2 separate regions of the Mus musculus genome follow, and region 1 is linked to region 2. The links are chromatin loops, found by intact Hi-C in ENCODE. Cell type or tissue: left cerebral cortex. All regions are shown on one strand. Links, peaks and the distances in the headings refer to the core of each region. The heading gives the core; the rest is flanking DNA.

Region 1 (9,875 bases), core at 1,238-9,237, 420 kb before region 2:
CCTCCTCCTGCTAAGGCCTGGATTCTGGCTAGATAGACTGGTACCTGCCCGGTGATAGACCTTGTCAAACTCAGAGGCTCCTGTATGGCGGAGAAACTGAGGCAGAAGCCAAGTTCTACAGATGGGACACATAGAGTTCTGGACGTGTCCCCGCCTGCCCCCAAATATGGAGCTTATAGGATCATTTGTCAGGCGCCTGGTGGCATGGTGAACCCCAGCTCTTGGACTGTGCCCTATCAGGCCTGTGATCCCAGTCTCAGACAGCACATAGTAGGGATTCCCCAGGACTAAGCCTGAAAATGATCATAGCTGAGTACTTTTGGTGGAGGTGGAGGGAGGGAAAGTCATGGATTTGGCTCCTGGGAGAAAACTGGAAACCATCACTCTCAGTCCTGGCCGCGTGCACCCGCCCTTAACTCCATGTCTACTGGAAGCTGTGAGCGGGCGGCTGGCTGTCCTGGAGAACAGAATCATCTAAGAACTCTGGTGGCCTGGCCACTTCCCACCCAATGCACAGTTCTTAGTGTCCTGGGAATGCCCCCTGTAGCTGGAGTTAGTCTGGTTTTGCTGCTTTAGCAAGGGAACCTGCGGAGGACGGCTGCAGGTCTCCCCAGCTGTCCTGGGGCTGGGAGCAGGAGGGGACACATGCTTGTGTCTGCTGGGAGTGTGTTATGATGGTGCCTGTGAGCATGTGTGTGCCTGATGGTGATCATGTGTGTTTCAGAGCAAGGGTGTGTGCACAGGTGAGAACGCAGGGAAGAGGTGTGTGAGCGACTGCGTTCGTTATTTTTCCAACCTAAAGCTTAATATATTCCTGTTTTTTTTTTCCTCCAGTTAATTCTTTACCCAGTCAGTTCTTTACTCTGAGAGATTTTTTTTTTGTTTGTTTCTTGAGAAAAAAATAAAAACAATTAAATGTGGTTCGCTGTACACCCTGGATGGAATTAGTGGTGGTGACTGGGGACCGGGAGGAAGGAAGATGCAGATGTGGGTTCACACACGGGGATGCTGTGATGGAGTGGCTGTGGGGACAGTGATGTGTTGCTGATGAAGGTGACAGTAGCCACACCAAGACCTCATGCCCTGCCTGCAGAGCCTCAGGTTCATCCCTGTGTCCTCAGTCAGCACTCCCAGTAACCAACCGAGAAGGCTCACCCAGTGCCCCCAGGTTAGGAATGGGAAGGCTGAGCGGTGGCGAAATCCCCGTCTGTGAGTTGGTCCTTGCATCAGGACTTGGGGACAGCAAAAGAATGTGTTTTTTCGGGGGTGGGTGGAGGTACCAGTTAAGAATCATCTGCTCAGGCATTCATTTCTCAGGTATTAAGTGTGTACCCAGACTCCATATAAGGCAGGACAGGGATGGTGGCCTTGAGAGGGACTTGGTGTCTTTACAGAGTCTTCACGTCAACGCCTGGACCTAGCTGGAGAGGAGTCTGGCTTTAGGTGCCAAGGTCTGTGTCTCTCCAGGGTATCTGGGAACCCTGGGGTGGGTGCATTCCAAGTCGGGCTGATGGGGAGGTCCGCCGAGCCTGGGTCGGCCTGGATCTCTTTGTGTTGTCTGCTTCTTTGGAAACTCCATCTTCTTGTGTGTCCCACAATTATAATAGCAACCCAGTATAGACACACATGCCTGATCCCTGTCCCATGGCTGCTTTCCTGGGGTCAGCCAGCAGCGCTCTGAGCTCCAGTCCTTTCTTCACTGACCTGGGGGTGGAAGCTCCCCCTCCTCTGGCTCCCAGATCCTGGCTTCTGTACCTCTCCCCTACCTGGTGACTTGATAAGGCCTGTTCTCAGCCGTGGAAAGGAAATCCGAGCCCTGTAGCCTGGCCTAACAACAACGTAGAGGGACATTCTCCAGCCTCAGCAACTCCCCTGGGCCTCTGTGACTGACTGGCCTGTACAGGCTGGACTTCTGGGGCCTCTCGTATGGGCCAGGAGACTACCCCTGCATGTGCACTTTGGCTTGCCCAGTGTCTGTTCCTTATGGGAAACACAGTGCCCTTGTGTTGGGGGACTTGCCAGCAGAGCCCTCTGGCTTTTCACACGATGCCTGTGCTCAGGGCTTCTGGAGAGTGGATGGCAGGGTTTGGAAGCTGCAGTTTCTCTAGGATAGCCTTGTCTATGTTCCTTGCTGCGCCACCCTGCTGATCCCAGGGCTCAGGTATCAAGGAGAATCGAGTATGGAGTCTTTTGGGACAGTGGCTGTCTCCACAACTCAGTCATTCAACAAATGTAGCGGACCCAGGCCAGCTGTGGGGAGAATGAAGCCGAAAGGAAGAGCCTCACTTTGCCAATGTTGTGTGATCCTGGACCAATTATGGGTCTTGGGCCCTCCTCGGTGAAATGGAGAGATGCTCAAGGCCCCTTTAAAGAGCCCTAAACTGAAGCAAACAAGTAGAGAAGTACCCGTGGGCACTGCCCGTTAGAGAGGCCACCAGGCCCTGAGTATCCAGGAAGTGTCTCCCAGGGAGGCACGGGTAGAGGGTTTAGGATCCCAGGGTGTGAATCTCCTTCCAGCATCCTTGGCTATTCGCTGGGGCCCTGCGTCCTCTCACAAGATACCCAGGCCCAGGGCTTCCAGAGAGGCAAGGGCTGGGTAATCTTGGGTAGGACCTGCTGGACACATATAGGTTTATAAGGAGAGGGTTGAAGAGCCTTGGCAGCCAGGCAAAGCCCTTTGAGGACCCAGGGTCTGAGGCACCTGAGGGAGAGGGTGGGGCTTGGTGGAAGGAGAGCAGAGGAGCCCGGTTCATAAAGCAGCTCTCCCGTATTGCCAGGCTCATTCATGCACGCATTTCACATTAGTGAAGCCACGCGGAAGGCAGCATGCACACTGGGTGCTTGGGATAAGATGGAAAATGCCCCGTGGCCTCTGATATTTTTCACTTACGGTGCTGGGGAAGGGCCACAGGCATGAGAAAGAACCATGTGGAGATGCTAGCCAGGATTGGAGAGGAGAGCAGGCTGTGGCAGGGGTCGGAGGCTCCCGTGTCCGGGGAAGCCTGGGGCTGAGATGGTGAAGGCATCCGGGCTCAGCATTGACATAGGCAGGGAAGGTGAGAAGAATAAGCAGAGGCAGGGACAAGCATGTGGAAAGTCCTGGGGTGGGATAGCAGGCTGGAGTAAGCTCCACAGGGCCAGCGGGAAGCCAGGGCCCAGGAGGGGCTTGAGAGACTGTGTACTGGTTGCCTTGAACTGGTCTTGAATTTTGGGTTTAATCCAGAGGGTGGTCAGAAGCCGTCAGGACTTTTAGGTGAGGGAGAGACTCTTACACGCGTTCGCTTTGGCACATGCGCAGATTATTTGTTTACCACTTAGAACACAGGATGTCAGCGCCATCTTGCAACGGCGAATGTGAGGGCGGCTTCCTACAAGAGACGTTGCCAGGTCCCTCTTGTACAAGTGTGACTTGGTACGCCTCCCTTAAACAAGAGATGCAGTTGGAGGTGGACGGGATCCAGTATCCACGTCTAGGGAAGGACGGTGACTTTGAAGCTGGACCCGCTGTCCTGCCGGATCCCAGGCAAGGCTGTTGGCAGAAAGCATTGAGACCCCTGGGCTAGGCTTGGACCTTTGATTGCAGGGAGAGCAGGGAAGCCACTCACAAGCTGTCCCACCACCCCAGGGAGGCAGAATTTATGTCCTTATTCTGGGGTCGTACGGGACTCATCCAGGTGAGTTCAGAAGTGGGGAGTTCTAGTTTACCCAGCACTGATGCAGGAACAAGGCACATCACCCCTCAGCACACAGGATGGGCTCAGCAGACTTAAGGGTCACCCTAATTCTTAGGAGCAGGTTCACAGCTGGACTAGGCTGTTCTTTGAAGAGCAGCTGTTCCCCCGTGCCCCTCCCCCATGCCGGAGGACCAGGTTGTTCACAGGGAGTGAGGACCCCAGTAAGCAGACAGCAGGGTAGAGGGCACACAGTCAGGGAAACTGACAAGGTCCAGTGCCAGGAGGGGCCAGAGAGCAAAGGTCAGGAGAGGCATGAGGCAAGAGCTTCGCTTGGTGTGAGACCATAACTGCCCCCAGACCCAACAAATGGAGTGCTTATGAGTGTGCGTGTGCGTGTGCGTGTGCGTGTGTGTGTGTGTGTGTGTGCATGTGTGTGTGTGTGCTTGCAGTAGGCTGCTCCAGGAGGAAGAATTTTTGCAGCAGAAGACTTTGGGAAGCAGATGGGGGAGGCAGCTGGCCAGTTTCTCAGGAGTCCATCTCAGGCCCTGGAGGTTGGGACAGATGATCAGTGCTCTGGATTGCTGATGACAAGAATTTTAGCTAAGAAAGTATCTGAGGGGGTCTATGCCTGAAGGCCCTATGTTCAGCGATGTTATTGGGCCCCATCTTTCTTTGCCTTTGGCTCTGGTCTCCATTCTGATTGGACACTTCCTGCGTGGGGAGGGCTCTCCCCAAGATGCCAAAGGCTCTGTAGGTTTGAAACTCCTTCAAGATCCAAGTTCACAGGGGTTGGCTTCGTTGACTCCGACTGGGCACTCTGCCTATCCTTGAGCTATCACTGTAATCAGGAACTCCATGCTCTGGCTGGCCAGCCAGGTCTGGGACTCTGTTCATTTGTATAGTAGGGAGAAGTGAGTGTGTGTGTGGGTCAGAGACAAAAGTTGTCTTAGGATGGAAGAGCTAGGCAATGGTTCCACGAGGAGGAGAGGCTGTCACCACATGCCAAGGCAGGGCACTTGGAGGGCAGAAGCCACAGATGTCCCTGATGTGTGGGGATGGGGACCCTGTGTGGTTCATTTCCTGTGTGGTTTTTTTAGAACCTGCCCTTTCACCTTGTGTTCCAATGGGTAAAGCATCAGCTTCGTGGGTTTTCCTGCTCTAAATCCTGGCACTAACTTATCTCTCTTCTCCCCAAGTTTGCTTCAGGTCTTGGTAACAGCCCCCCCTTGTCTCTCCCTGCCTCTCTCCAATCCAGATTTGATTAACCCAAGGCTATAAACAAATCTCAGAACCATGGAACCCAAGCGACTTCCAGGCAGCCAGGGTCTATCTATTCCCACAATTTTTTTTAAACTGAATTTCACATAGACACACAGGACTAAACTAATCAGGATTTTGCAAAAAGAAAAAAAAAAAACGTCTTTCTTTCCTTGGGCAACAGTGGGATCTCCCGGCCCCGGAGCACGAGGCTAACCAGGTTTCCGAGTCTTGTTTGCATAATGCAATTGGTTACAGGATTTGGCAGGGAGGAGGGTGGCAGGCCTTGAGCAGGATTCCTTCGTGTGTCACCTCTTGTTAATTACATGGTTCCCTCCTGGGTCCACAGCTTTTGAAATGAAACAGGAGGCACGCAGAACCCCAGTCCCACGGCTGTCCCAGAGGCCTGTGAGATTAACACAAAAGAGGACGGGGGCCTGGATCTGGAGAGAGTGTAGCTGGTGAAAGGCTTGCCTAGCTGCACAGGAAGCCCTGGGTCCATCTCTAGCACTGAATACATTCCGAGTGTGATGTCAAGTGAGTGGGAGTCTAGTACTTGGGAGGTGGAGGCAGGGGGATTTGAAGTTCAAGGTCATCCTTGCCAACATATCAACTTTGGGTTTGGGGATGGAACTAGACCTACGACGCTGTAACAGAAGTAAAACAGCCTGCAGGGTGCAGTGAGCACTGTTGTCTCTCCCCACCAGCTCCTCCCCCCAGCTCAGAGAGGTCAAACAACAGACTCCAAACTGCACAGCAAGAAGCTAGACAAATGTGATCCTATGATTGCAGGGTCTGGAGCTGCTATGGAGAATCTGGCCACCAGGTGGCGCCATCAGCTCAGGAATGGGGCTGTCCGACCAGGGAGGACCCTTCAGCGAGAGCTCTTTCAGCTGAGTTCTGTCCTGACACTGAAGGCACCTGTCGCACCTAACCTCTTTACTCCCTAAGGTTCCTGAGGGGATAGTGCTATTTCTGAAGTCTCTCCGTGGCCGCAGGTCTCCTCAGAGGCATCCAGCCCTCTCCTTCCCATCTCTCCCAAGCTCTAAGAGGTGTCTCAGGTCCAGGCCAGATGTGTCTCCATGTCCCTGGGTCTGTCCCACGTCACTGCAAATTTAACATTTATCCCTAAATGCTGAGGTGAGGTGGTGTCCAAGAGGCAGTGTCTCAAGGATCACAAATCTCAGCCCCAAGTCCTGGTGTGAGACAGCACTGTCCCTGGTGTGACTGAGAGACAGAGGCGCCTGCCCGCCTTGTTTCCTGGCCCTTCCGTAGTAGTAACAGGAAGTGGCTTATAAATGGCCATTTATAGTAGTTTACAATACACAGTATATAGTAAAATATATACTAGATTTATATAGCCACGTGCAATGATATACAGTATAAATGTAATAGAAACACAGACAGATATACAACAGAAATAAATATAATGTTCAGTGTCACAGAACAGCCTGCTCATGATGCATTTCCATAAATATAATTAGCGGGCATAAACTGACGAATAGCTGTTCTGCTCGCCGAGCGTTGCTCTAGGAAACGCTAATCTCATTTGTTCCTGAGATCCTCTGAGTGGGACGTCTCTGTCTCACAGGAGGGTCAGTGGGGCTCTAGGTGGGTGGGGGTGGGGAGAGATGGAACACGGTAGCGGTTCCCGTATTTGAACCCATGCCTGTCAGCTTCCTGGTTTGGTTGTCCCATCCCTGCTGGCTCTGCCCCTGGGCCTGCTCCAGCTTGGCCATGTCCAGTCAGGCCCCTCACTGTTCATAGCTTCATTCCTTCCTTATCCTGTATGCTGGCACTGCTGTAGGAGGGAGGTGGCCACCCTGCAGGATTTTCTCATTTTCCAGTATTAGACTACTCCACGTGGTTTCCTGTGTTAATTCTAGGCAGGATTCTGGGGACAGTAGGTCTCCCCCCCCCCTACACTCTACCCCATCTCTGTCCTGTGGGTGATGCAAATAGGGGCTCTGACTGCCAGGAGCTGAAGTGTTGAGGTACCTGCATCCCATTATCAGGGGCCACTGTGGCCATTCTTACTCATTTCCCCAAGAGGCCTTAATTCATGTGGCTTGTGCTCAGTTGACCCAAGCCAGGAGTAGCAGCAAAGATGGAGCCTTCCCAAGCAAAAGAGGAACCTGGCTGACCTGGGCTGTGCTGGGCCGGAGAGGGCAAACCTACCTACCTGCCACGTACTCCCCCCTCCCTCATCTCCTCTGCTCTCCCTCCTCCCAGGCACATTCCCTCCTCCCAGTTTTCTCTGTCCCTTACCCCTCCCAGTTTTTTATTTTCTCTTTCCTCCTCCCAGGAGGTGGGTTGCTCACCAGGGATAGGAGAAGGAGTCTGGGTCAGGCATGGGCAAACATTTCCTATTTTTCTATTTTACCAGCCATGTATTTATTTTAATGGGCATCAGAGAAAAACCCCATAAGCAATTAGCACATCAAGGCTTTATTTCATGGACATTACTGCTCAGGGTGAGGCAAATTGGAAAACGAGCCCATTTCAGGTTTAAAGGGACCACAAAGTGATGTATACGGGGGCTGGGTGGTGGGAAACAGGGAAGAGAGCTTGGGGCGGGGGTGCGCTGGAGATGTCTGTGCTTCCTCAAGACAAGTGACCCGAATTCATCCTGGTTCTGTCTATGACCAAAGGCCCTGGGCAAGTCTTTTACCTCCGTGAGCCTCAGTTTCCTTCTCTGTCACGTGGGACAGTGGTAGCAGTTTGTAGGTGTGGCAAGGGTTGCATGTGAGGAGGTGGAGTGCTGACAGAGCTTGACAGGAGGCAGCTTGGGGGCAGTGGAGGTAGCTTATTGTCCTGCTCTGGTGAGGTCACCCACGGCTTCCTTTGAGGATGGGATTTGGGACTCAGTACTCATTCTCTGCAGAGTGTGCCCGAGCAGTCCCCACCGGGACCCCTCGGAACCCCACACTCTGGGTGCAGGGTCCACTTTTCATCTTCTGGGTTGGTGACACAGTAGGCTGAGGCCACAAGGCTCACTGCACAGGGATGTGACTGTGAGGAACAATCAGAAAGGATAGGTCAGCTCCCAAGATGCGGGCGGCCTTTAGCCTATGGGAGGAGTTTGTCCTCCTGTCAAGATCTGTTGGTGAGTGGGTGTGGGTGAGGATGTGGTGGAATCTCTGGGTCTGTGAACCAGCTCTGAGTACCACCATCTACCCACCATTTGTCTGTCCATCCATCCATCCATCCATCCACCCATCCATCCACCCATCCACCTCACCCATTTATTCATCTATCTGTCCATCCATGTGTCTATTCATCTGCCTATTCATCCATCATCTACCATTCATCTCTTCATTCACTGTCTACTCATCCATCTGTAATCTATCCACAATCCATCCATCCATCTGTCTGTCTGCCTGTCTGTCCATCTGTCTGTCCATCCATCCATCCATCCATCCATCCATCTATCCATCTACCCATCATCTACTCACCACCCACTCATTCACCATCTACCTACCATCCATTTGTCTGTCTGTCTGTCTGTCTGTCTGTCCACTCATCCATCTGTCCATCAATCCATCTATCCACCCATTATCTACACACCACCCACTCATTCACCATTTACCCACTATCTAACCAACTACTCATTTACACATGTGTCACTCACTCATCATTTATCCACCTATCCACCATTCACCATTTACCCACTATCCATCTATCTGTCATCTACCTGTCTATCTATCTATCTATCTATCTATCTATCTATCTATCCATCCATCCATCCACCCACCCACTCACCATCAATTCCCCATCCATTCATCCATCTATCTTTCCATCCATCAAATCTAACTACCATCTGTTCGTCCATCATCCTCCTGCCCACCATCCATCCATTCGTCCCCTATCCAGTCAACACCTACTGATTCTCTTTCTCCATCCAGTCACCCATCTATACATTATTATTCCATTGGTCCACATATCCATCCATCTTTCCATCCTCCATTTTCTATCCTCAATCGACGGGGTTAATAGAAGGATTGAAAGAAGGAGGAAGTGATGGAGAGATGGATAGGGATACAGGGACAGTGAATGGGAGGAGAGATGAAGGGATGAAGGAGGAGATGGATAGATAGAGGGAGGGAAAGAGTCATGACAGAGCCAGGAGATTCTGAGTAGGCATGTGTACTGGTGGAAGTCCTGACCTGATTAGCCTTTATTCCAGACTCACCTGTCACTGGATGGTGACATGTCTGGCACACAGGAACCATTTAAACTCTCATCCATCTGGTGTGTGTGTGTGTAGATTAGCATTCTTCACGTAAAAGATGAGAAAGCAGAGGCTGACGGGCCACACATCTCAGGAGGGCAGTGTCATGGTTTGAGCCTCAGTTTCTCCATCCTCACATCTCAGGAGGGTAGTGTCATGGTTTGAGCCTCAGTTTCTCCATCCTCACATCTCAGGAGGGTAGTGTCATGGTTTGAGCCTCAGTTTCTCCATCCTCACATCTCAGGAGGGCAGTGTTATGGTTTGAGCCTCAGTTTCTCCATCCTCACATCTCAGGAGGGCAGTGTTATGGTTCGAGCCTCAGTTTCTCCATCCTCACATCTCAGGAGGGCAGTGTCATGGTTTGAGCCTCGGTTTCTCCGTCCCCACCCCCTCTTTCCTATTCATCTGCCTGATGGGGCTAGCAGCTGCTGGTCATCTCCTGTCTGTGGTTACTAAGGATCATGGACCATCAAAAGCTGGACAGGTCTGAGTAGAACCTTGGCCTTGCCACCAAACAGCTGGTGATGGGCAAACCATATGCCAGCAGACATTCAGTTTTCTCCTCTGAAAAATGGGACCATGTCGTGAGGGTTAGTGTGACACGATATGGATGTGTGCCCCACTACAGCACCTGGTGACAGGTAAGGCTCAAAGGGCAATCTCCTCCCACTCTTCAATTTCCCGGCTCCCCTCTCCTTCAAGGTCTCCAAAGT
Region 2 (9,875 bases), core at 1,089-9,088:
ATTCTGTGTCTGCCACTGTGTGCCCACTTCCCAACCAATGCAGAGGGAGCCACCACCTCTACGGCTGTCCCTTCCCTAAGCTGTGATCTGAAATCCTTCTCCTATGGTGACCCAAAACAAACCTTTCCCCTCTTGTTTCCCTCGGGTAGTTTATCATAGCAATTAGAAGACAGTCAATCACAAGCTTGCTTGGGGTCACCCGGAGAAAATAATCAATCAAGAGTTTGCTTGGGGTCACCCTGCAGCTTCCTGGAGAAGCCAAGATGAAGCAGGGAGGTGAAAGATTCCTGCAGTTTTTACCAGGAGGTTAATTTCCCCTTCCATGGGTCTTTCTGATAGCGTCTTGGGATTCCTTACGAAAGGTCATGGGTCAAAAAGCTTGTGCCTTTCAATGCTCCAGAGGCAGACTGCCAACGCTTCTTCCAGAAGACTCTGACTCGATAACAACGGTTTATTAATTCAACAATTACTCATGGGGGTGTTTACTGTGAACCAGATGTTCTTCTGTGTGCTGGGGCCACAAGAGAGACAGACGGACATGACCTTGCCCTCCCGGGGGCTCATGTGAAGGGAGAGGGCAGTCCTTCGAAAGGTCCCTGGCTAATGTTCTGGGGAGGGCAGTGGCGGTGAGCAGAGGGAGGCCAGTAGCACAGAATGCAGGTGAGCCGGGCACAGAGATCGCCACTGCACGTAGCGTGTGCTCACAGGGATTCCCAGAGGAGCTAGCCTGAAGTTCAGTCCCAGGTAACCAGAAGGGAAAAGGAGGGGAGGGCTAAGGGGGTGCCAGTCCACTCAGGAAGAACAACAGAGCAGGCAGAGGACCAGAGTCTGCAGCCAGGAGAGAGTGGAGGGGTGAAGAAAAGAACAGAGGAAGGGCTGAGTGAGACTGGGAGGGGGGGGCGGGAGTGGGGAGGAGCAGGGGCCAGGTGATTCTAAAGGAAGCCTCAGAAGGTGGCAGACACTCCAGTCAGTAAAATGTGAAACAATTAATTTGGAGCAATCTCTTTAGATAAGTAGAACCCAGAGTTAGAAACTAAGTCAGCTGTCCAATTTGACATGTACTTAGAATGGAAAAGGAAATCACGGGAAATTATAGACTTCAAAAGCTGAAAAGTGCCAGGGCTGCCACACAATCGAGTCCATGCACACTCCCTTTAGTACTTTGTCCCAACGCCTGGGTCCCCTCTCCATGGATTACGTCCTCTGTGGCAGTGACTTTGTAACCGCACTTTCTGTAGAGAGGGTAGGAGATCGCTCAGGCTTGCCTGGAGCAGAGTTTGATGGAAATTGATTTTTTATTATTGATGGTTTAGAAATGCTTTATTTTCATCTTCGAAATTTGTTTTTGATAATGTCTCCTAAATCTTTAGAACTGCTGTCAAACCTGGGGAAATATCTATCAAGGACTTCATCCACATCGTGTGTGTGTGTGTGTGTGTGTGTGTGTGTGTGTGTGTGTGTGTGTGTGTGTGTGTGTGTTTGTGTGCGCGTGCGCGCGTGTGTGTTGATGTAGTAGATGTGAGCTTTAAAGTTGCTTGGGCAGACACAGACCCCAGTTCATCTTCCAATACACAAGTCTTGCTAACTTACTAACCCATGAGTGGTGCTACGGACCCTCCAAGGGCTCTAGAAGGACTCTAGAGAACAGTGGCTCCCACAGCTAAAGCTGCGTGGAAACTGATCTCTCCCTGTAGCGAGTTCTGTGGGGAGAGAGGTCACGGACTGCTCTGCAGACAGCAGACTACAGGTGGACCAGGAGCGCGGGGGTGGGGGGGGGCATTGGATCATCCAGATAGAGTGACAAAGAGGGAAAGGCGAAAAGCATCAACAATGTTTGAAGAGTGCTGGCCCGTGGAAGGGGCAGGGAGAACTCAAGGTCATTCAAGGACAAACTGCCTGCTGCCCCGCTTAGACCCTTCTTTGGTCTCCTTTCCTGGTTTTGATTGTGAGGTTCTAGGCCTGACCCACTCCCCTGACCCTGCCTTGCCCTTCATGCATGCCAGAAAGAGATCCTTGCTTGCCCCAAAGCTGGGAGAAGACCCAGGGAACCAGAGATTTCACTAACCGATATCTGCAACTCGGGATAGATGTTTGAGAGTGAATGAGTCCCAACAAGCTCCAATGAGAATGGTGGGATAGTTAGGTTGGGGGCCTGCACAGGACAGAAACTCCTCCCCCAAAGAGGCCAGGATCGGCCCTGCAGGAATCAGCACCAAACACACCAGAGGCAGGTGGAGCAGGCCTTCATGGCTGGAACCAGGCTTGGTGGTGGTAGACTGGGGATCAGTTCCAGGAACTAGAGAAATGTCAGAACTCCCAGCAAAATGAAATCTCACGCTGGGGCTAGGGTTCAGTGGTGGGGCCACTTGCAAAGCCCTGGGTTTAATCCCCAGAATGTGTGTATGTTTTGGTGGTGTATGTTAGATCTGGGGGGCGGGGGAGATGGTTAGAATCAAAGTTGAAACTCTCAATAAACAGTTACTGATAAGAAATGTGGAATCAAGAGATGAACGGCGAGCTGGTGCTTCTTAGGAGCCAAGTAAGGCAAGGGGTTAAGGAAAAGGAGTGCGCATGCGCAGAATCAACCCCAGGGAAACAGAAATCCCAGTTCGGAAGTCACTCAGATCAAAACAGAAAAGGACAGCGAGAGATAAAATTCCCACTCTTCCCCACCACGCAGCCTGGGCTCGGCCTCGCTTTCAGTGGCTCCTGCTCAGGGTCCTGAACAGCTGGCCTGCGCTGCAGTGGCCTGCAGAGATAAGATGAGCCCCGCCGGACCTCAGCTCCTGTGTACTGTTGAGCTTCAAACCCCGCTGACTTGGACCCGAGGTTAGAAATATTCCGCTTCTTGTGAGTGAGTGCCTCACCCTCCGTCAAAGGGCTTGGTGACAGTACAGAGTTCATGGGCAGGGACTTCAGAAGAAAATGACAATCTAAAAAAAAATCATTTGTTCCTTCCTTCCTTCCTTTTTGTGGTATGGGGACTCAAACCCGGGGCTTTGAGCAAGTTAGGTAGGTGCTCTGCCCTTGAGCTATGTCTCTATGGCTGTCTCTGTATCATCTCTATCTCTATCTCTATCTCTATCTCTATCTCTATCTCTATCTCTATCTCTATCTCTGTCTCATCTCTATCTAACACTAGCTATATCTCTTTTAATTTCTATTTTGAGACAGGGTCTCATTGTGTTATCCAGACTGGCTTTGAACTTATGACTCTTTTACCCCCCAGGCTCAGCTATGAGTACCTTTAGGAGCTCCACTAGATTCAGTTGACACAGATAAGTCTTTGGCTATTTCTGTCCCAGACCATGGTGTCATAGTCTACAGACAGACACTCCGCAGAGGAGGAAAGCCTGGTACCTCCCAGACTTGGCTGAGAAACATGTCCTGTTTAGTGTTGCCTCTCATTTTGGGAAGCTGAACACGGGTAACCATGGCAGCCCAACAGGCACTATATGCTTTCTTTGGATGCTCTTCAGAGTCCTAATAGGACAAGAATGTTCCCTAGGTCTCAAAGATATTAATAAAAGACGGGTTATAACTTTGCTCTCACTGTTTCTACTGGAGAATGCTGGGCACTGCAATAAAGTACCACTTACAAAAAAATCTGGGCCCAAAGGTGCTCTGTGGTCACGGTGCCCATATCAGCAACAAACGGGAAAAGTGTGTGTGTGTGTGTGTGTGTGTGTGTGTGTACCTGTGCATGTGTCTATGTGGTTTTCTTTTTTGTAAAACTGCTCATTCCCATCACACCCAAAAGGTATAAATTTAAGCTAATAAAACACATGTTGATTCAAAGGAAACATAAGAGACTAAACCAGTTATCTAAAAATCATTTGTTCACTAATTCATTCATTCATTCATTCATTCATTCATTTGTGATATGGGGGATGAGAATCGAACCCAGTGCACAAAAGACCAAAGAGGGAAGAGCCCTGAACTTGGGGGCACGAGGATGTAGCAGAGTCGCCATTTGAAGAGTCCACCATGTTCAGTCCGATGCACCAGACTGCACTTGCTGCTGCTGCTTCAAGCCAGGAAGACCCCTCTCCAGATGTGAGCACATCAGACAGAGACTATTCAAGCACAGCAGAAGAAATGCCACAGAGAAGATGGGCCCCGATGCATGGAGACTTGTCACAGATGTTGAAACAAGCTCATAGTGACCAGGTATGACCATGTAAGGTCTTCACTGTAGAGAAATGAGTGGTTTGAGAGAGTCACCCAAGATCATGTGACCGGCGAATAAAACTACCAGAATCTGAAGCAGGTGTGTCTACTTCCAAGTCCCTCTTCTTTCTCCTTGAGCTCATCACTTACTGTGTGACGTCATCCTGAGAGCGCACAGGGAGAACATCCCATGTGCCGTGTCACAGTTAGTTATGAGAGCCTGGTTTCACTAAGATGATGCCAGTGAGTCCCTGCAGGACCTGAATAGATCTGTACAGGGGCTCTTAGGAATGGCAAGTGCATTCCTTAAGGAAAGGCCCACGCAGAGGCCATGTTAGTTACTGTTCCGTCACTGTGATAAAACACCATGACCCAGAGCAACTTCTTCGTGGCATGGCAGCAGGAGCAGGAAGCTGAGAGATCACATCTTTAACAACAGCACAAAGCAGTAAGGGTGGGCTGGAGGAAAAGTGAGGTGCCCCCTCCCCACCCACATTTCCTCCAGCAAGACTTTGCCTTCTAAACCTTCTCAAACAGCGCCACCTACTGGGGACCAAGCATTTAAATGCCCGAGCCTTTGGGGGACTTTTTCTCATTTGGACCACCACAAATTCATGGCTATATGCAAGACAAAAATCAAAGGCTGTCACTGAGCATCTGCAGTCACTGGTGTCTGCAGTGTGCTGAGAATTCAGGAATACTGGATCACAGGGAGGTCAGGGCAAAGGGAGCCAGGGCTGAAGACAGGGAAGGATGCGTCTGAGAATAGAATGTTAGACGATGATCCTAAAGTAGAGAAATGCTCTTGGCCACAGGCTTGCCACCATGTGACAGCCCAGGTGCTGCTGCAGCCATCAGCAACAATGTGCAAGTGTACAACAGAGAGAATAACTGTACCAGGGCCAATGGGTGGCCTGGAGCCAGGACATGCAATAACTCTTTTCTTCTGACACTGTGTCTACAGGAGCTTGCCTGGAGTCTGTCTCTAAGGCCTTGCATTAATCTTAAAAAATGGCCAAGAGTGGAATTTATCTTTTAACAATATTCCACTCTTGCTTGCTGCTAGTGCCCAGGGCCTGTTGCCTGTCTGTTACTTACAGTGTCTGAAGATTGACGGCCACTGCACTCAACCCAAGAGCTGTTTAGTGGTCAAGGACAGGGTAGAAGACATCATCAGAGAGACAGAAAGATCAGCAGAAAACAAAGGAACAGAAACCAAAAGGATAGAAAGGGATGCCCAGAGAGTGGGGGTAAACATAGGATCACAAGACCAGGAAGGGAACCAAGAAGGCAGGGAGGCCAGGAGCCAAGGCCAAGGCAAGAATTTGCCAACATAGAGTGGTTGAAGAGAGGGTCTCAGTAGCAAGATGACCAGAAGCCCACATGAAAAAGAAACTAGCCCACCAGTGGGCTTAGCACAGACAGGTTCTGGGGGAGCCCCTGAATTTGAAACCTTATTAGCTACCAAAGCTCCCATTGCAAACCTCTGCTCCAGAGGGCCAACCTGACCTCTGCCATTGACCTTCCTGCCGGGCCCCCTGCCCACCTGTGCCTGGCTCACCTGACCATCACTGGCTGATCTGGCTCTCTAGGTTTAAGGTAGTATGGTGGATAGAGAGTCTCTACCCTCCACGGCTTCGGGCTGCAGCATCTTTCCCACGTGGTCCTTCTTTTCCCTCCTGCAATGTCAACTTGCTTCTCTGAGAAAAGATCCAAATGGAGGTTAAGGGAATCAAGTATGATTTAATCCCGTTTAAAGGTAACTAGGAGCACATGGGTGTAACAGGCCCAACTGTTCTGATCCCAGCTCTCTCTTGTCCTGCCTCCTCCTCCTCCTCCTCCTCCTCCTCCTCCTCCTCCTCCTCCTCCTCCTCCTCCTCCTCCACCTCTTCTCCCTCCTCCTTCTCCTCTTTCTCTACCTCTTCCTCTCCTCCCTGCTCCTCCAAAGACACCCAGGATGCTCCTGAAAAGAAGGGAATACCATCTGCTAGGTGTATTTCAGAAACTGTGCCTGGGGGATCCGGCAAGGCAAGAAATGAGGCGCACTAAACTTAGCACAGGGCTAGGGGGAAGGAACTCTGTGTTCTCATGCCAGGTCCAGGTCTAGAAGGCTGGGGAGCAAGTGACTGCACCTGCTCACTGTTCACAGGGCCTAGTAGCCTGAGGAGGAGGCACTCTCCAGGGCCAGCCCTCAGCTCACATCAGAGTCAATGCTAATCCAGTCACCCAGCAAAGCAGCTTCAGTGCTGTAAGGGAGGGGCCCCAGGCAGCTGAAGCCCAGGGCAGCTTTTCGTAGCAATATTATAATTTTCAATTCCGAGACATGCTTTAACATTCTACAGTAAGATGTACCTTTTGATTGACCTAGACATTTAATCTCATCTTTCTCTTGTTTTCTTTCTTCTCCCACCACCCCCACCCCATCCCCAAAAGCTGTTATTAAGTTGATGGTCTATTTTCTGATAGCTTCTTACAGTAAAAGCAAGTAGACTCAGCATGACAAATACTGTGAGCAGCAGTCCTAAGCATACGAAGTACCCAGCATGAGTATCTACAGTGTCTTATGTCACATCAGAAAAATTAAGTCTCAGAGAGGTACAGAAACTCACTAGCAGTCTCACAGTAAATGTGCAGGGGTTGGGGTCAGAAAGCATTAGAGCAATCTTACTACCTTCACTCTGTGGGTCAGAGTACCATCTCCGGGGCTACTGTGCCTATAGGTTCTAGCACTAGTTAAAGAGAGTGTTTTCGATCTCCAGGCCTGGGTGGAATAGCCAGAGACAGGGCACCTAGTCAGCCATTGGTGCACACCAATAGGTGTTCCCAGATGGAATTTGGTCACAACTGGCGGCCCTAAAACACATTCTGCTGCTGGCTTCCCTCCTCCTGCCAGCTCTGACCAGAGAGAGGCAGTAAAAGGCTTGGGTATCCAGGTCTCAGCTGGGAGGCCAAGGTCGAGGAATGGGGCAACAGGTATGAGTGCAAGGGGTGGCTTTCCCTAGAAAACTGTTCTGGCTAGCCTTTTCCAGAAGCCTCTTCTCTGCGGATGATGGATGGCCCTCTGAGCGACAGCAGGTACGTGCTTCACAGGGACACATCAGCCCAAAGACCCATAATGCTTCTTGAAGTCTATCTACTGACCACAGGGCAGAGAAACTGGTGAGGGACCCTAAAGACCCCAATACAGGGAAGCAGCTGGGGCGACTACTGGACTTGCCGGCACAGTACATCTATAGTCAGAGCCATGTTGACCCCAAGCACTGTAGTCAGGCCCTGTGTTCTTTTGGGTGGGAGACTCTTGTGTCTAAGGGCAGGCTTAGAAGTTAGTAGAGTCCAGTAAAGCACAGAAGAGCCTGTGCTGATGTTAATTAGCTCTGTGATCGTGATGTGTCATCTCACCTTTATTAACCACCATTTGTCTGTAACTCAGAAAAATAATAGTTGTTTTGTATATAGCATAGAGCTCACACCCTGAGCATAGTATGTGATCAGGATATTTTTGACTTGTTACTCTGAAGCCATCCACCATGGAGTTAAAAGGAGCCCTTCCTTCTCCAGAGGAGGAAACTGAGACCCAGTGCTGAAAGCCTGCTCTGACATCCCGGGAGCTGGGGAAAGCAGGGGGTTATGGCATCTGTGACTGGGGTTGGTGCTATAGCAGCCGATGCCACTCTCCCACCCCCTGACTGTTGACAGCAGAGGGTGATTTACAGGGTCAGCACTGCTGATGGAACAAAACTTAATTATCTGGGGCTGGCAAGAATGCCTGGTGACAAACTCTGAGCGCTTAACTCTTAAGAGGCTGCTCAGAAAGAAAAGGATAGAGAGAAGGTAGTGCACACACACACACACACACACACACACAGGAGCACACACACACACGTGTGTATATGCGCTCCAGGTCCAACTACCTTTTTCATCAATTTCACAAGTGCGCAACAATACTTATATACATATACACATATGTATGTATGCACACACATATAGACAGACATATAGGCATATAGACTCTTTATTTTTTTTCTTTCAGCCTTTTTATACCTTCTTAGAAATTCTTCATATAATTACCTCACAGACAAAACATTACACAAAACATTACACAAAAGGGGAGTTACAGAAAGATGTCAATAGTCAGTTCAAAGCAGTGCTTTGTTCTACAAGCTCATTATAAGTTCAAAGCAACAGTTCCCCATGGCCTTGCTTTATTATAGTGCACACCTGTGGCTTCATCCTTGGACCTGGCCTAGGATGAATGGTTTTCCTTGATCACAAATCTGTCCAAAGCCCATTTCTCTTCTTAGTGCAATATACGAAAGCTCACTGTATTTTTTACTATGCAGCCCTTACTTACTATTCTATTCTAGGAGGGGGCACATTCTATTCTTGACTCTAGTTTTATTACATCTTTCTGACAAAACAACTAAAACCACCTCCTTAAACTTTCTTCTTAAAAGTATTTGAATCATTTCTATAGTCATTAATTCATGTAAACAGCATTAATTTGTGAAAGTTCATCTTCATGTTGATCTGCAGGACATTTGTCCAGTAGGGTGGCTGTCATCCAGGAAGTGATCACAGCAGCTATAGGCAGTGAGGGTTCTCCTGGTGTCCACTCACACCAAGCCACATAAATGAGGAATATGGCAATGATCAACATGAGGAAGGACACCAATAGCCAGAAGCGATCCTTGGATGAAGTCTCTGGTTCTGTTTCTTACCAGAGGACACCCATGGCAGCAGAACAAGATGGTGAGCTGTCTCCAGGGAGCTCACTTGTCCACCCAGCTCCTCCTGCATGGCATCCACCAGCCCAGGAAAAATAAACGACTTGACCAAGGTCACAAGCAAATTTCTGACAGGCTTGGGGTTACAAGTCCAAGTGCCTTGATGTCCAGACAAGTTCTGCACAGTCACAGGCTTATGTGGGTGTGGCCCTGGCTCTGTCTGAGTGAACCCTTCTGGTCTGATGGGGATGGGTGGACTCTAAGTTGGATGGTGCAGGGGAACAGAATGGGATGTAGCTGAATTCTTTAAATTTGCATCCTTTGGGGGATCCTGCCCCCCTGTTAGTGACCAGTGTGAGGGTCACAGGTAGCTGAATAGAGAGGTGCCTCTGAAGAGGTGAAGACTAGATCAATAGGAGCTACGGAGAGCAAGATATGGGGAGAGGCCTTGGCAAGCTTCCTAATAAGCTCCCAGGGCTACAAACAGTAAGTCAAAGCTGAGATCATGTGTCCTCTCTAAGTCACTAGAGCCAGAGGGAGACTTGACCTTCCAGTCAGAGAATGTAGCCTGTTCCCACCACAGCCACCTCTGCAGCTGACAACATCAATATGGGGACATCAATAGGGACACTCAACTCATAGATGATGTACAGTAGACAGTGGACAGTGAAGCCATGAGTGGGCAGGCTTGGGGAAACCTGACCCCAGCGTGGCCTTCCACTTCTGCACTCTGGTTTTCCCAGGGGAACTCTCGCTGTTCAATCTGACTCCTTCCGGAGAAGATTAGGGCTGCTGGATTGAGTCAAACGGGAAAAATTGGGATCCTAACCTGCCATAGGCTAAAAATGCCAGGAAGCAGTGTCCTCCGGGACTGTCACTCAGGCATCAGATTCCCAGAGGGGATGACCGCACAGAGAAGCTGATGTGAGCTCCATTGTTACTCATATGTATATGCGTGTGCACACACATATAGACACTCTC

What was found. Peaks named below come from ENCODE experiments on the same cell type or tissue, not always from the same donor. Only the 100,000 strongest peaks of a DNase experiment are listed, where the experiment ranks them.
Region 1: it touches region 2 in a loop (5-fold over the local background); 8 of 42 quality-filtered maps call a loop at or near these places.

Annotation. Positions count from the first base shown.
Region 1 is chr4:130,954,539-130,964,413 of GRCm38, forward strand. Matn1 (matrilin 1, cartilage matrix protein) reads left to right here. Exons shown (of 8, transcript NM_010769.2): 8 at 429-938. The coding sequence ends at 478. Among named protein-coding and RNA genes, the nearest start is that of Matn1, 15 kb to the left of the region's middle. In left cerebral cortex, for the core only: a CTCF peak has its summit at 5,766 (motif pointing right); a DNase peak (open chromatin) is centred at 5,758.
Region 2 is chr4:131,370,012-131,379,886 of GRCm38, forward strand. No RefSeq gene overlaps it. Among named protein-coding and RNA genes, the nearest start is that of Gm35634, 34 kb to the right of the region's middle. In left cerebral cortex, for the core only: a CTCF peak has its summit at 4,724 (motif pointing left); DNase peaks (open chromatin) are centred at 3,360, 4,650 and 6,248; H3K27ac peaks cover 485 bases.